Regions from separate parts of the Homo sapiens genome. Here region 2 is linked to region 1. Evidence: chromatin contacts called from ENCODE Hi-C data. All regions are on one chromosome and are shown on one strand. The core of a region is the stretch at or near the end of the contact, and the rest is flanking DNA. Distances in the headings are between cores, read along the strand shown.

Evidence for each region. Hi-C counts contacts between places; a loop is a spot of excess contacts on that map. Pooled maps may share reads with other maps.
Region 2: a loop to region 1 is called in a pooled map, with 2.7 times the contacts of the local background. The contact joins the promoter of SLC16A3 here to the promoter of NOTUM in region 1. A Hi-C loop is called at or near these places in 3 of 50 pooled maps.

What each region holds. Positions count from the first base shown.
Region 1 is chr17:81,958,541-81,963,253 of GRCh38, forward strand. It overlaps NOTUM (notum, palmitoleoyl-protein carboxylesterase), which reads right to left and starts at 2,647. Exons shown (of 11, transcript NM_178493.6): 1 at 2,047-2,647; 2 at 1,100-1,152; 3 at 931-1,026; 4 at 395-455. The coding sequence starts at 2,369. RefSeq lists enhancers at 795-1,357, 1,358-1,920 and silencers at 1,134-1,473, 1,504-1,583, 1,850-1,993.
Region 2 is chr17:82,226,413-82,231,125 of GRCh38, forward strand. SLC16A3 (solute carrier family 16 member 3) reads left to right here and starts at 2,630. Exons shown (of 5, transcript NM_004207.4): 1 at 2,630-2,694. RefSeq lists silencers at 1,686-1,915, 2,006-2,085, 2,136-2,275, 2,436-2,755, 2,876-3,035 and 2 more.

The DNA of each region.
Region 1 (4,713 bases), core at 1,397-3,896:
AAAGACCTCCAGCGTAATACTCCTCAGGAAGAACCAACCCAGGACAGGACCCTTTCCAGGAAAGACCAACTCAGGACAGGACCCCCCAGGAAAGAAGGACCATCCCAGGACAGGATCCCCCTGGAAGGACCATCCCAGGAGAGGACCCTGCCAGGAAGGACCATCTCAGGATAGACCCCTCCCCACCAGGAAGGACCATCCCAGGACAGGACCTCCTCCCCACCACGAAAGAAACACCTCCAGAACCCCTCTAGGACAGGACCTCCCCAAAAGAACCATCCAGAACAGGACCCCCAGGAAAGACCATTTCAGAATATGACTTCCCAAGGAAGGACCCCCCGGGAAGAACCACCCTCCAGGCAGGACTCCCAGGCAAGACCCTGTGCCCCCTTACACCATGTTTGCGTTCCACCAGTAGGGGTTCTCCTCCGGCTGTGAGGACAGGATCCCTGTGCCTGGGGACACAGAGGCGGTGGGTCTTTCTAGCGGGAGGAGGCTGTGTAGGGTCGGGTCTGGGAACCCTGGTGAGGTGTTGGGGCTCCTACTTGGCCCCAGGAAGGGAGGTGTGCTGGTGTTGCTAGCCCGAACCAAGGTTGCCGGGAAAGTGGAGGACAGTTGGGTTTAGTTACCCCCGGGAAGCCACCATGGCCACGGTGCCCGGCTAGGCTGGACACCAGGTCTGACCTTGACTTCAACCCCTTGCCCTGCTTTGACCCTGGGGAGGGCCAGAGCCGCTGGGTAAGCGCCTGAATGCTAATGTGGAATGGGCCCCAAAAGGCAAGAGTGAAGGGCGCCCCTTGCTCTTAGTAAACCCGGGCGCCAGGCTGGGCATGATGTGCGGGGTGGGGGCCTGGCTGGGGCTCCAGGAGGCGGGCGCGGCTTCCTCCCGGGCCTCACGTCGAGACGCCTTCCCCAGGGCCCGCCGCTGACCTGTGCGAGTGCGCGGCCAGTCCCGGGAGCTCATGAGGCGCCGCATGGTGTCGTATCTGGAGTCGCAGTTCTCGCGGTTGAAGCAGTACCAGCCGCCTGCGGACACGACCGCCGCTCAGGCCCGCGCGCACAGACCCCCGGCCTCCCCCCGCCTCAGCCCTGGACGCACCTTCCAGGAAGAGGAGCCACCGCCGGCTGCCCCTGGACTCCTTCAGGTAGTAGCTGCGGGGGAGGACGCACCGCGGGGGGTCGGCCAGGGCTGCCGACCCGCCGCGCCCCGCGCGCCCAGCTCCGGCGGAGGGAACGCGCCACCTGTTCCGGCCGCGCGCGACGGTCGCACGGGGGCGCCCTCGGCCAGGCCCACGGGGAGCTCAGGGACGGCGGCGGTCCCGGGAGGTGGCGCTCGCGGGGCGGGGAACGGGCCGCGCGGGGCTGTGGTCCGTGGAAAATCCCCACGTTCCGCCCGGCGCGGGTCCCGCTGTCACCTCGGCGCGGGCGGCGGTCCTCCCGGGGCGCGCGGCGGCGCTTGAAGCGTGAAACGCGTCCGCACTGAAGGAGCGCGCTTGGCGGGGGAACGGGACGCCGCGGGGAGCGCGGGAGGCGCGGGCGGCACCGACCCGGCGGGGGAGCCTTCCTGCCGAGCCCCGACCCCACGCCCAAGTCTCCCGCTGTCCCCGGCTGTCCTCGGCCTGTTGAGCGCGTGGGCGGCCCCGCCGCTCCCCGACCCCCGACCTCACGTCTTTTATCTACTTCGGGGCTGCAAGGAGGTGGGCAGCGGGCCTCTCCCCGCCCCCCGGTGTCGCCGGTTCCCGCTGGAGCCAGGCGCGCTCTCGGGCTGCCATCTCCCCGCCCCGGGACCGAAGGACGCCAGCAGAGCGGCTGGGCCCAGAGGCCGAGGGGTCAGTGCCCGAGCTGGCCGGGGACCAGCCCTTCCAGCGCCGCTCCGCTCCCCACGCGGAGAGTCACCGAACCGGGCACTCCTCGGGGCCAGGACCGCGGGGCGCCCGACGGAAGCCCTTTCTCCCCGGGGAGAGAACGGCCGCGGCCCGCAGGGAAGGTCCAGCCGGAGACCGGGCGCGTCGGGCGGGGCGGGGAGGTGCAGGGCGCGGGCCTTACCCGGCGGGGCTGCCGTCGTTGCAGGTCACCGAGGTGTTGAGTAGGAGGTGCAGGCGCAGGTCCTCGTTGAGCTGCTGCGCGGAGCAGGGGTACAGGGACTGCGCCAGGCTCTTGACTTGCGCCATGAAGCTGTCCATGTTACCCTCCACGGCCGTGAAGTCCAGCGGGAAGCTCTCCACGGGCTGTCCGGCCGCCGGCGCCGCCTCGGTCCGCGGGGGAGGAGGCGGCTGCTGACCCCGGCGCCGCCAGGTCTTCCTGCCCTCGCTGCCCCCGGCGCAGTGCAGCAGGCTCAGCAGCAGCAGCACGCGCACCCCTCGGCCCATGGCCGCGTCCACCTGCGGGGAGCGGGCGGCCTTGAGGCGGCGGCGGCGGCGGCGGGGGATGCCGGGCCGGGGGTGCCGGGCCGGGGGTGTCGGGGGCACTGGCCGCTCCTGCTCCCTCGCCCCCGCTCCCGCCCGCCGGGCCTGGCGGAGAAGGCGCGCGCGGCTCGGCGTCGAGGCGCTCGGGGCCGGGTGCCGTCGGCCTCCGCAGCTGGGGCTCCGCGCCCGGCCGTCCGAGGGCAGCGCAGGGTCTGGGTGCGCTGGCTGCGGCCCGCGCCAATGAGCGGCGGGGGCCGAGGCTGGGCTTATTTGCGGGGGCCGCGGCGGCCCGGGTGCCCGCGCGTTAGATGTGCCGCCGCCGCCGCCCGGGCTCGGCGGAGGGGGGAGGGGGCCGCGCTCGCTCTTTTCTTGGCGGAGGCATCGCCTTTTCTTCCCAAACCGCAAGCCTGACGGAGGGGCCTGGACTACCCCGCCGCGGCCGCCGGAGGCGCTCCCGGCCCGGCTCCGTGGGGGGGCAGCGCGGCCGGGCGGCCCCGGCGGCTCCATTCACCGCGGCCAGCCCGGCGCCGCCGCCCCCCCCCGCGGGGCAGCTGGAAGGGGCGGCGGCGACGGGGAGGGGCGAGGCTTTTCCGCGCCTGCCGGGGTGGGGGGCGGGGAACTCCGCCCGCGGCGCAGCTGGCCGAGCCCGACGGGCTGGGGGCGCGGGGCAGGCGCGCTCACCTGGAGCCGCCAGTGTCCCTCTCATCCCCCAGTGCCCAGGCCCAGAGCAGGCCGTGGGGGATTCGGACCCCGGCCCGCATCGCCCCACCTCGCGCAGCCCTGGGGCCCCGCTCTCACCGCGGCCAGCGCGGGCGGCCCAGTGGCCCCGTCCTCTCAGCGCCCCTGGCCCTGCGCCGTCCCGCTGGTGCGCCCGGCTCGGCTGCGCTCCCCCTCTGGCGCTGGCGCGGAGCCGCCAGGGACTTTTATCCAGCAGGGCCCCCCGGGATCAAAGCGGCGGCGGACACAGGGCTTCCAGCCGAGGGCCCGGCAGCAGTGGCGCCGGGGCCTCCTGGAGAAGCGGACAGGTGGGGCGCGAGGTCCTGGCTCCCTCGGAGACCTGCGGGAGGGACCGCGCGCCCCAGCAAGGCGCCGCGGGGGAGTCGCTCAGTTCCGGGGCGCTCCTGCTGGCGCTGGGGTCAGAGAAGCAGCTACGACTTAAGGAGATCGCGGGGCCAGAGGTGAGGTCCTGGATCTCCGCCCGCCCCAGCCTGGCTGCTGGCCCCATGCCGAGGACCCCCCAAGAACCTGCCCCAGCCGCCACTGGGGGAGGAGGCCAAGGGTCCAGTGGCTGCCCGCTAGGCCTCTGCTTGCGGCCCTTCATGCCACGAAGGGCACCTGCCCCATGCTTCACCTTGGAGAGCACCCCTGTCCACTCCCGAGGCTCTGGGCAGTGGGGTTAGAACAAGGTTCCTGTGGGAAATCAGTACTGGAGCAGGGTGGACAGGAGGGGTTCAGGAGGTTTCCTGCTGGGGTGAGCGCGGGTGGGATGGACAAAAGAAAGGAAAGGACATACGCAGGGCCAGCGGGGCCGGGCAGACTTTCTCCTTCACCCTCCGGTCTGAAGCCTGCTGGGCGCCATGACACCCATTTTAAAAATAGGAAACAGGTCTTACGTTTCAGGACAACCAGGTCTTACATTTCAGGACAACGATCTAGACACAAGCAGAGCTTCCAGAGCCCCTCCTAATTCAGGACAGTGGGGAGCCTACGGCACCACGTGGGGCAGGAGAGCAGAGGCGCAGGGCGGTGCCTGCAGCCAGGATGCCCCCGAGCCGCCGGCCGGGGCCATGTGGACGTCCTCCTTGCCAGCCCCGGGCTGAGTGAGGAGCTTAGGGAGAAAGTCCCAGCGCCGCCTGCACCCGCAGACAGCCGAGTTACCTGGGCTCTTGTGAAACAGAGAGACCAAACGCTGGGAGCTGTTGCCCCGCGCATTCGATGGGTGTAAGGCACCCCAGTGTAAACCACAAGGCCTAAGATCAGGCTGGGGTGCCCTGGAGGTCAGCCTAACCTGGGGACATTCTCAGAGGGAGGCAGGCTGTCACAAACTCAGGTCCCTCTCCCCACAGGGCAGGTTGCAGCATTTTCCTGACGAGGGGAACTGAGGTTCAGGGACACTAACAGAAGAGCTGAGGCTCACCCTTAGCTCTCTGCTCACTCAGAAATCCCCCCTGCTGTCCCTCCGCCGTCGGGTCAGTTTAAAAGCCAAGTGTGGGGCTGGCCAAGGGCAGTAGCTTCAGACGCAGGTCCCATCCTGAGGCGTTCTCCCACCCACACCCCGGCGGGGAAGGCTGACCCAGGGCAGATTTCA
Region 2 (4,713 bases), core at 1,380-3,879, 270 kb after region 1:
AGTGGGGTGCAGAGATGCGGACACACGTGGCCTTTCCCACCCCTTCCCGCAGCTCCAGACCCCCAGCGGGCCAGGGGATCGCACCATGGCCAGAAGTGCCTCTCCCCTGCACCATCGCTGTCTCTGACACATCCAGGGTTGTTGAGGGAGGGGCATGACCCCCAGAAGGCATCTTACCCGAAACCAAAGTGGTATTCCGTGCCCAGGTGCCCCTGGAGCCCTGTGTCAGATGGAGCCTGGCCACCTGGGCCCTGGTGCCAGGCCTGGAATGCCCCCCGCCACCAACTGCTGGGCCTTTCTAAAAGCTGAGCACTTGGAGGTCAGGGGTACCTCATGCTACCGGAGTGCCAGAATCCTCGGAGAGGGGCCCAGGGTCTCGGAGGCTCTGGCCCCACCCCACAGCGTCCTGTTCTGTCCAGGCTCCGGGTGAGCTGTCCCAAGTGGCCTGCTTGATAGCTGCGCTGCCTGTTTCCTCTGGGTAACAACCTGGCAGGCCCCCAGCCCCAGCCCCCAGCAGCCATCACATCACTGTGACCACTCTGTGGTCTTCCAGTCCCCCCAGTCAAAGCCCACAGACTTGACCTCTCTGCTGGGAGCCAGTGCTGACTGGCCTGCCTGCTCCCCTCCCCTCTGAGGGCAGGGAGGCTCCACCCCAGCTCTGGGTGGACAGTCCTGGGGCCCACACCCAGGGGAAGCCATGCCTAAGAGGGGGCCAGGCCTGGGGGTCAGAACCAAACCACAGGTGCTCCCTGGGACCCCTGGAGGGATGACTGGGCGTCTTCCCAGCTGGGAGAAAACCTGGCCCTGGCAGGGGCGCCCCTTTGTCCTTCAGGAGGCAGGAGGGGGCAGTGAGGTCCCAGGCTCTCTGGCTCTGTCTCCCTCCCCCTGTTGCTGCTCTACGGTGGGGGTTCAGGGTTCAGGGATCAGGGCCAAGCTGTAGGCAGATGTGGAAGGTGTCTCGGTGGCTTCAGTGGGGGCCCCAAGCCCAGCTGGCAGGCCTGGTGACTCAACAATCTGGGATGGGGAGCACGGTACCCTCGCCTCCCCGGCAGGCAATACCCCATAGGGGACCCATTCCCGCAGCTGTCCACGGTGCCTCGCACCCCTCTGCTGCTCTCCCTCCTCAGAAACTGATGAATCGCCTGGTGCAGGAAGATGGGAGCACCACCTGCCCTGGGCGGGAGCACCACCTGCCCTGGGCGGGAGCACCACCTGCCCTGGGCGGGAGCACCACCTGCCCTGGGCGGGAGCACCACCTGCCCTGGGCGGGAGCAGCACGGGCCAACTAAGTAGAGTCTTCATCTGTGAAGTTGGAGGCCCCCTCACCACTTGCCACAGGCCTGTGTTCTGCTCACAGGCACGTGCCCTCATCTTGATGTTTGGGGATGGGGGTGGTTGGGCCCCAGGTAGGGGTGAGGGCCAGACCCAGCCTCTGTGAATGCCAGCGGGAGGGTGGGCTTGTAACATTACATAGAAAGAACAGGCGGCCTTACTGGACCTGATGTCCCGCAAGGCTGGGCTGCAGATGGAGAGCCAAGGCCCACACGGCCTCACTGTCAGGGGTGGCCTCCCCTTGCCCTCTGGAGGGGTCCTCCATTGATACCCCCTGCCTCCTTTGTGTGTGAAGGCACGGGCTTACCAGTGCCTCGGTCCCCGAAGCCCCCGGGTCCGGGAGGGGCCAGTTAAAGCATTCCTGTGGCCCTGGCAGGGTGGCCCTGACAACTAGACTCCTTGGTCCAGGCCAACAAAGGCCTTACTCCCTGGAGCCACCTCAAACCTCAGCACCCAAAGCGGCCCGTTATTTCCATGTTGCAAATGAGAGAAAACAGGCTGGGAGAAGCACCTCACGAGGTCCAGCGGGTGGGCAGCCCTCGCCTCCCCGAAGGTGGGAGCCGCCCCGGCCTCCGCGTCGGGTTCTGGGCCGCGAGAGGGGCGGGGCAGGGGCGCAGGGCTGGAGTCGGTGGCTTTGTAGGGCCCCGCAGGGCGCGGAGCCACCTGGGGAAACGGAAGTTCAGGGAGGGCGAGGCCGTGCCCCACATCCAGGCAGCGCAGGCCGCGGGCCGCTCCCCTAGCCAGGAAGAGCCGCCGTCCGCACCGGGACCGGAGAGGAAGCGGAGGTCTGAAGGGGGACAGGTCGGACGTGGCCTCAGAGAGGGAGGATGTGGGCCCCGGAGCTGAGCCAGGCGGCCGGAACCCCACGGGACCCGCGCGCACCTCCCCACCAAAGGGGCCCCGGCGTTGGGGGGCGAGGGGTCGCTGCCCTGGAGGACGTTGGGACCTGCCGCGCTGCGCTCCGAGGCGGGGAAACGGAGGGACGGCGGGGCGGAGGGGCGAAGCGAGCCTGGACTCCGGGGGAGGCGAGGCCGGGAAGACCCAGTCCCGAGGAGCAGAGGGGGCGGGCCAGCTCCGGGCCGGGGGCGCCGACGGGGCCGGTTCCGGTTGGGGGGGTCCCTGGGCCCGGCGGGGTTGCGGGACGCGCCGTCGGGGAGCTGCGGCCCGGGAGCCCGTCCGGAGGCGGCGCGGGGTCCGGGCGGGGCGCGCAGGGGCGGCGCCAGGCGGTGACGTGCGCGGGGGACGTGCCGCGCCAGCGACCCGAGCACTTAAAGTCGCCCCCGGCGCGGAGCGGACCGGCAGAGGCGGGCAGAGGCGGCGAGAGGCGGCGAGAGGCGGGCTGAGGCGGCCCAGCGGCGGCAGGTAGGCGCGGCCGCGATGCTCGCGCGCGGGCCGGGGCCCAGGAGCTCCCCCGTGCCGGGCAAGGGGGCGACCTCGGGGTCCGCGCTCTCACCCCCACCCCGCCCACTTTGTCCATCAGGTCCGGGGGCGCCCGGGGCATGGACTAGCCTTCTCGACCCCGAGCGGGCCCCACCGAGGGCTCCCGAGAGCCAGCCGCGCCCCTCCGCGCCCTCGCATACCTGGCTGCCCAGTCTCGTCTCCCCCGGTCCGGCCCGGCGCCCACCCGTCGGGCTGCCCTCAGGGGCTGGGCTCGGGCCAGGAGATGGCTGCGCCGGCGGCCAAGCCCGGTCCGGGTATAAATAGCTCGGTCCGCGGTGGCGGGGGGCGCGGGCTATATTTGGTGGGGCTGCTGCAGCCCTCCCTGTATGGGTGGCCTCCCCGAGGGAGTGGGGAGCACTTGCGCTCGGGCCGTGGCGCTTTCCCCTGTTCGCAACACCCTGAACACTCCCCGACCCACACCCGCCCTTGGGCAATGACTAACAGCCCGAGACCGTGCAGGGAAGTGGGGGACCCTCTCCAGAGCCAGGCTGGGCTCCCTGGGTTCGCCCTACCTCCACCCCTGGCCCCCAGCTCGTGGGAAAACCAGGCGCAGCCTTTGGTAGCCTCCCACTTCCTAACCCACGCCTCAGTTTCCCTATACGAAAAGTGGGTTGGTCAGGAGCCTCCCTGGGTGTTGGGCCAGTCAAGAGACAGGAGCCGCAGAGTGGAAGGGAAGCCCTTAGCTCTGGCCGGGGCCTCCAGGGGTGGCTGGAGTCGGTGAGGGACGATGGGGGGAGCCGAGGGGCGGCTGTCCTCCTCTCTGTCCCAGAGGCATGGGCTGAAAGGGTCCCTCTCCTGGTGATGGCCAGAGTCAGGCCTGCTGGGCGGGAAATGGCAGTTGGCCCACCCCAAGGCCCAGGGGCTTGTCCATGCTGAGCACAAGGGTGGGAGGTCTTGTGTCTGTTGGGGCCGGGGAGTCCAAGGTCCCAGCTTCACTGCACAGGCCTGGAAGTCAGGTGGGTGCTGGCCTGACCCTGCTGAAGGAGGGTCTATTCCGCCAGCGTGGTGTGGAGGCGGCTGGGCTCGACTCCCTCATGGAGGGAAGGAACTGAGGAGGTGCTAGGAGGCCGTGGGGGGGTGTCTGCCCCCAGAGAGGCTTTGAGTGCATGGGGGCTCTGCCGTGGCACGTGCAGCGTCTGTCCCCCAGGGCCCCATGGTGTGGACAGAGTCTGGGGTGGGCACCTGGAGGCCTGGTCTCAAGGCAGGCTTGGTAACGACCCCATGTGACCTTGGGCAGGGCCCGCCATCCAGGCCACCCAGAAAGCCATGTGGCCTGCACGATCAGGCCAGACCCCACTGACTGGAGCGGGGCACTTTACTTTGGAGGGGCAGCTACCAGAGGGCTCTATGGATCCCAGCCCAGCCGTCAGGCCGGACGGGTCCCCCCTACTGGCCTGCAGTGACCCTTATGCCAGGCTCGGCTGGCTCAGCGGTGGGTCCTGGGGTGACCTGGCCACGTGGGACAGAAGGGCCTGTGCCGCTCCCTCCAGTGAGGTGCCAAATGTGGGCCACACTCTGGGCCCCAGCGGGGGCCTTCCGGGCAGTGGCGCAGAGCCATTGGAGGTGCCCGGGCCCTGGGGCAGGGGCGGGGCGGGAGCAGACAGAGCTCAGGGCGTCCTCCTAGCGTCACCTGCCCGAGTCAGGCCCATCTGTGAAATGGGCCACGCCGGGCAGCCGCACGCAACGGAACCGAACCGCCGGGCTCCTGCTCCGAGACCCGCAGTTCACGAGTCGACGCCCCCGAGTCCCGAGCCGCGCCCACTGGTCCCACCTCTGCAGCAAGTGGAGTCGGCCCCGCCCTGTGGCTTCGAGGCCCCGACGCCTGGCGCGGCTCCCGGGCTCCGCTGACCCCGGTGGACCCGCGCGCCGGCAATTACGGTAGCGTCCAGTAGGGCGCCTACTGCGGGCAATACGGGGGCTCCTCCCATGGCGCGGTCACGT